2 separate regions of the Homo sapiens genome follow, and region 1 is linked to region 2. A link is an interaction called in ENCODE POLR2A ChIA-PET data of the cell type or tissue named here. Cell type or tissue: PC-9. All regions are shown on one strand. Each heading gives the region's core, and the rest is flanking DNA. Links, peaks and the distances in the headings are about the cores only.

Region 1 (2,800 bases), core at 180-2,679, 76 kb after region 2:
CAGGGTTCAAGTGATTCTCCTGCCTCAGCTTCCCGAGTAGCTGGGATTACAGGCATCAGCCACCAAGCCCCGCTAACTTGTATTTTTAGTAGAGACGGGGTTTCACCATGTTGGCCAGGCTGGTCTCGAACTCCTGACCTCAAGTGATCTGCCCACCTCGGCCTCCCAAAGTGCTGGCATTACAGGTGTGAGCCACCTTGCCCGTCCTTTTATCTTGTTTATTGTCTGTCACCCCTACTAAAACATTAGCTCCATGAGGGTGGGGATATTTTTTAGTCTCTTTTTCACTGCTATATCCCCGCTGCCTAGTATGTATTAGGCACTTTGTAAATATTTATTGAGTGATTTAGTGTCTCTTTATTTAGAGCAGTGATATTAAATTTCCTTTAAAACATTAAGTAAAAGTTTTAAGTAAATAATAGTACAGATGATATGTAAATATTAGAGTGGTTACAAAATGTAGCAGTAAAACACTGAAAATACTAAGTTAAAGTGGCTAAAAAATAATTTGCCGGGCGCGGTGGCTCACGTCTGTAATTCCAGCACTTTGGGAGGCTGAGGCAGGTAGATCACAAGGTCAGGAGTTTGAGATCAGCCTGGCCAGCCTGGTGAAACCCCTCTCTACTAAAAATACAAAAAATTAGCTGAGCATGGTGGTGCGCACCTGTAGTCCCAGCTACTTGGGAGGCTGAGGCAGGAGAATTGCTTGAACCCGGCAGGCGGAGGTTGCAGTGAGCTGAGGTCACGTCACTGCACTCCAGCCTGGGCCATAGAGGGAGACTCTGTCTCAAAAAAAAAAAAAATTGTTTGCCAAGGTGCATGTTAATCACAGTATAATTCTGTAGATCCATGCACGAGCTTAAGTCATTAATATCATGGTGAAAGTTCATTGACTGGGCTCCAGTAATGCAGATTTTGAGTTTTGGTAGAACTGTACTGAATTTTACCTTTATATCAACTATAAAAAAGGAATGCTTAAGCAAATAAAATTTTAAATGGCTTAGTTCCCTACCTATGAAGCATTTCCAGCAGCCGTTTCTACTCAATTGCTGTGTTACTTCAGGAAGCCAACAGGCCTGAGTAGGGTCCAATTTTTACCACTTTAATTGGCTTTGTAACTTTGGGTCAGTTACCTCTCAGAAGCTTCTGTATCTGTAAAATGGAGATAATGATAGTAGCTCACAGAGTTGTGGTGCAGGTGGGACAAATAAGCTAATACACAGTTGGCCCTTGAACAATGAGAAGGTCAGGGCACTGACCCCTACACAGTTAAAAATCTACATATAACATTTTAAATTTAAAAAATTATTTTTAAAATTTTTATAGAGGTGGGATCTTGCTATGTTGCCCAGGCTGGTCTTGAACGCCTGGCCTCAAGCAATCCTCCTACCTCAGCCTCCCAAAGTGCTGGGATTATAGGTGTGAGTCACTGCACCTGGCTTACATATAGCTTTTGACTTCCCAAAAACTTAGCTACTACTAGCCTGCTGTTGACCAGAAGGCTTATTGATAACAGTTGATTAACAGATATTTTGCATGTTATATGTATTATATACAGAAGCCTTATTAAACAGTTGATTAACAGATTTTTTGCATGCTATATGTATTATATACCGTATTCTTACAATAAAGTAAGCCAAATAAAAGAAAATGTTAAGAAAACCATAAGGAAGAGAAAATACATTTACTATTCATTGAATGGAAGTGAGTCATGATAAAGGCCTTCATCCTTGTCGTCTTCTTGTTGTGTAGACTGAGAAGGAGGAAGAAGAGGAAGGATTGGTCTTGCTATCTCAGGGGTAGCCAAGGTGGAAGAAGTGGAGGACCTGCAAGGGGAGGCAGGAGAGTCAGACACACACGGTACAATTTTTTTTTTTTTGAAATGGAGTCTCGCTCTGTTGCCGAGGCTGGGGTGCAGTGGCACAATCTCGGCTCACTGCAAGCTCCACCTCCCCGGTTCACACCATTCTCCTGCCTCAGCCTCCGGAGTAGCTGGGACTACAGGCGCCTGCCACCACAGCTGGCTAATTTTTTGTATTTTTAGCACAGACAGGGTTTCACCGTAGTCTCGATCTCCTGACCTCGTGATCTGCCCACCTCGGCCTCCCAAAGTGCTGGGATTACAGGCATGAGCCACCGTGTCCGGCCTAACCTTTGTATTTTTAGTAGAGATGGGGTTTTACCATATTGGTAAGGCTGGTCTCGAACTCCTGACCTCATGATCTGCCCGCCTTGGCCTCCCAAAGTGCTGGGATTACAGGCGTGAGCCACCATGCCTGGCCCATGGTATAACTTTTATTGAAAAAAGCTTCACGTATAAGTGGGGACTCATGCAGTTCAAATCAACCAGTGTTATTCAAGGGTCAACTGTATACACAGCACTGAGCTCAGGGCCTAGCCCACAATAAGAGCTCAATCAATGTCCTTCTTATCATCATTTATTCATATGTTTGTTTAGTGCTGCATCCTCAGCACCTCAGAGAATACCTGGCACATAGCAAGCACTCAAGGAACATTTGTTAAATAGCTGTCATTATTGATGGGCATCCTTGGTCTAGGCTTGGCTACACTTGTCTCCCCTTCAGTTCCAGTTACCAAATATACTTGAAGGTGATAAAGTATTGTTCTCCAACTTTTTCCTGCGAAAAATCAGGTAGAATTTATCTCCTATGAGATCAAATTATTACAGTTTTTTGTGAGTTTTGAAATTACAGTACCACGTTTGAAATCTTACTATGTAAGATTAATAGATCTAAATCATTGGAGTTCATTTTTACATAATTTAAATGTCCTTTTAGTT
Region 2 (2,800 bases), core at 73-2,572:
GCTGGGCTCCGCACACAAACAGGTAGCACAAAACTAGGACTTAGTTGGGGTCCGCACCCCTTCCTGCTCAGACCCGAGCCGCCCCAGTCCCCGGCCGCCGCGCCCGGAGTCCGCTCCAACTCGGAAAGTGGCGGCCGGCTGCGGGGCAGGCGGGCGGTACCTGTGAGCAGCTCCAGCCGGTGTCCCAGCACCTTCATCTCGGCGCCCGGCGCGGCCCGGCTCTGGGTGGCGGCGTCGGGGCAGCGCGCTCGGCCGAGCCGGGGAGAGGAGCGCGGGAGACCCGGAGCGGAGCGGCAGGAGAGCGCGGAGCGAAGCGGCAGGAGCAGCTCACAGCCAGGAGCGCTCTCCCGCCCCCAACGCCGCGCTCCCCCCTCCAAAACGGTTTAAAAAAATCCACCAATTGCATGGCCGCGCACCCCCAAAAAGGCACCCGCCGCCACCTGGTCCCGGTGAACTCCAGGAGGCGGAGGAAGGGCGCGGGGTGGGTGCGGTGACACCGTGGGAGGTGGTCCCCCGTGCCCGCCGCCCGAACAAAGAGACCCCGCCGCCTCCGGGCGTCGCGGTGGGGGGTCGCGGACGGCGGCTGGGGGTCCCCAGCGCGGCCGGGAAGGCGAGGAAGGAGAGCGGGAGCCGCGGGGAGGAGGGGGCGCCGCCCCCGCGGAGGCGAAATGGGGCGGGAGCGAGTCGGTGCGGGACTCGCGGGGCTAGGGTCGTGCGTGGGGCTGGGGTCGTGCTCGGGGCTGGGCTGGGCTGGGCGGGGACGCGCGCAGCAGCCGCGGCGGCGAGAGAAGCTGGCCCTGGGCTCAGGGGCGAGGGCGCCGCCGACTCACCGCGGAGATGCGGACGAGACAGACGCGCAGGCGGGGAGCGGGGCTTCGGCGCCGCCGACGCGCGGGTGCAGGTGCGGGCAGCCAGGAGCCCCTCCGCGTGCCCGCGGCTGCAGGGGCGGAGGCCGGGCTGGGGGCGGTGCGCCGCGGGGGCGTGCCCGCGTGGGTTTGGCGGGTGTGGGCGCTCGGCCCGCGGGGCGGTGCCGGGCCTGGGGCTAGTCCCGGACGGACCGCGGTCCCTCGCGCGTGGCTTCCGCCTTCTGCGCGGCTGGGGTGCCCGGTGGGCGGGCGGGAGGGCGAGCGGGGACCGCGACGCGGAGCCTGGGGGACACCCCGGTCGATCCGCGCCCCCGCCGACTTCTCACCCGCTCCGCCGCGCGGACTGTGCTGGGTGCGCTGCGAGGCCCTGCCCGCCCCTCCAGGCCCCCTGTGGCCGCGCGGCGTCGGGTTCCCGGGGGAGGGGACGGCGCTGCCGTAGTCTTTGTTTAGACTCCCAAGGGGAACCTTAGACCTGCAGAGACATCCCCATCCCAGCGCCCCTGCGCCTGCTGCTTCGCGCTACCCGCCGTCGCCGCCTGGGAACCGAGGGAGAAAAGCCCTTAGGGTCGGGAAGAACCAGGGGCTCAGGGGCCTCTGGGGCGTCGTCCCCCTCCCCCCGTTTTCGGAGCCCGAGGGTGTCCTTGAGGAACTTGTGCAGGAGTGAGGAGGGACATCCCCTAGCAAAGGTGTCCTGGTCCCTCAGGGTCCCACCCTGAAGGTGGGGAGGTCTCTGCTCCCCTCAATTCACCTCCATTATCTGAGCGGGAAAGGGAACATGGGGACCCGTCTCTTCCTCAGGCTCATCCTGCTCGGGGCCCCGAGGCACTCCTCCCTCCTGCCACTCCCCTCACCAGCCCTCCTTTGGTCCCAGATGAAGTCCCACTCCAGGGAGTACGGAAATCTGATGGCCTGAAAAATTTTATTTGGACAAGACAGCTAAAGACAGGGCTCCTGGAGAACCGGGTTCTATTCAGGCTCGGCCGGTGACCTTGGGCGGGGCTCTGCTCCTCCCTGGGTTCCAGTCTTTTCCATGCAGGACTCTGTTGGACCAGGTCATCTTGGAGGTCCAGGATGGCGGTGGGGTTGGGGGTGCAGAGGGGCCTGCAGGCTTCCGGGCCCTTCCGCAGACCTCTCTCTGGGCTGGTTTGCGGAGACGCCCTGGTTTTCCTTTCCCCCAGCTCCAGGGGGCTGTGGCCGTGAATTAACCGATCCACCAGCTGAGGAAGCTGGTAAGATTTTGGTGGCCCCAGATGGGGCATATGTTCCCGCTTGGGTTACAGCTTTGTCCTTGGGTTACCCCTACAGCTTGGGGTGCAGTGTATAAATCACAGGAGGCAGCAATTTGGGTTCCTTGCTCTGCGGAAATCCCTGCCTCTCAGTTTCCTCCTTTGCAAAGGTGTGGAGGGAGGTCGGTGATGACAGAAGTGAACCTCTATTTCTGACACCTCCACCAGGCTTAGTTCTATATATAGCAGCCAGGAGCCAGTCCTTAGGAGCACAGGCTGGTCCTACAGCTTCCTGGCTGTGGAATGTTTGGCAAGCTGCTTACCCTCTCTGAGACGTCATGTCATACTCTGTGAAATTGGGATGATGCTGACCTCAGGATTCCTGTAAAGATTAAATAACAGAATATAAAGAAAATGCTTAATATAGTGCCAGACGCATGACTTAAGTTTAAGTGTTCAATACATGGTCATTATTATTATTCATGATGAAATTGTTATTATCGCATGAGAGATTCTTTCAGGCTTACCTGAGTCCTACCCTTTTCAGTCATTTCAGACTTTGTCATTGGACAAAATTAATTGTTGATGTTCTAGTGACATAATTCACGGGGCCTAGGCTGTTCTGCAGGCTGCCTAACAGGAGCTTTGACACTATGACACGCCTGTCTGAGACATGGTGTCTGCAGTGGCCTTGAACTCATGCAGACT

What was found. ChIA-PET counts read pairs that join two places held together with the same protein. Peaks named below come from ENCODE experiments on the same cell type or tissue, not always from the same donor. Only the 100,000 strongest peaks of a DNase experiment are listed, where the experiment ranks them.
Region 1: POLR2A ChIA-PET joins it to region 2 with 6 read pairs; 6 of 35 experiments call an interaction of 5 or more read pairs at or near these places.

What each region holds. Positions count from the first base shown.
Region 1 is chr16:58,385,647-58,388,446 of GRCh38, reverse strand. No RefSeq gene overlaps it. Among named protein-coding and RNA genes, the nearest start is that of GINS3, 5.4 kb to the left of the region's middle. In PC-9, for the core only: no CTCF peak of the experiment used is centred there; no DNase peak of the experiment used is centred there.
Region 2 is chr16:58,461,828-58,464,627 of GRCh38, reverse strand. It overlaps LINC02137 (long intergenic non-protein coding RNA 2137), which reads right to left. Exons shown (of 4, transcript NR_187253.1): 4 at 1,767-2,474. It also overlaps a transcript of NDRG4 not described here. Among named protein-coding and RNA genes, the nearest start is that of NDRG4, 37 kb to the left of the region's middle. In PC-9, for the core only: no CTCF peak of the experiment used is centred there; no DNase peak of the experiment used is centred there; H3K4me3 peaks cover 788 bases; H3K27me3 peaks cover 37 bases.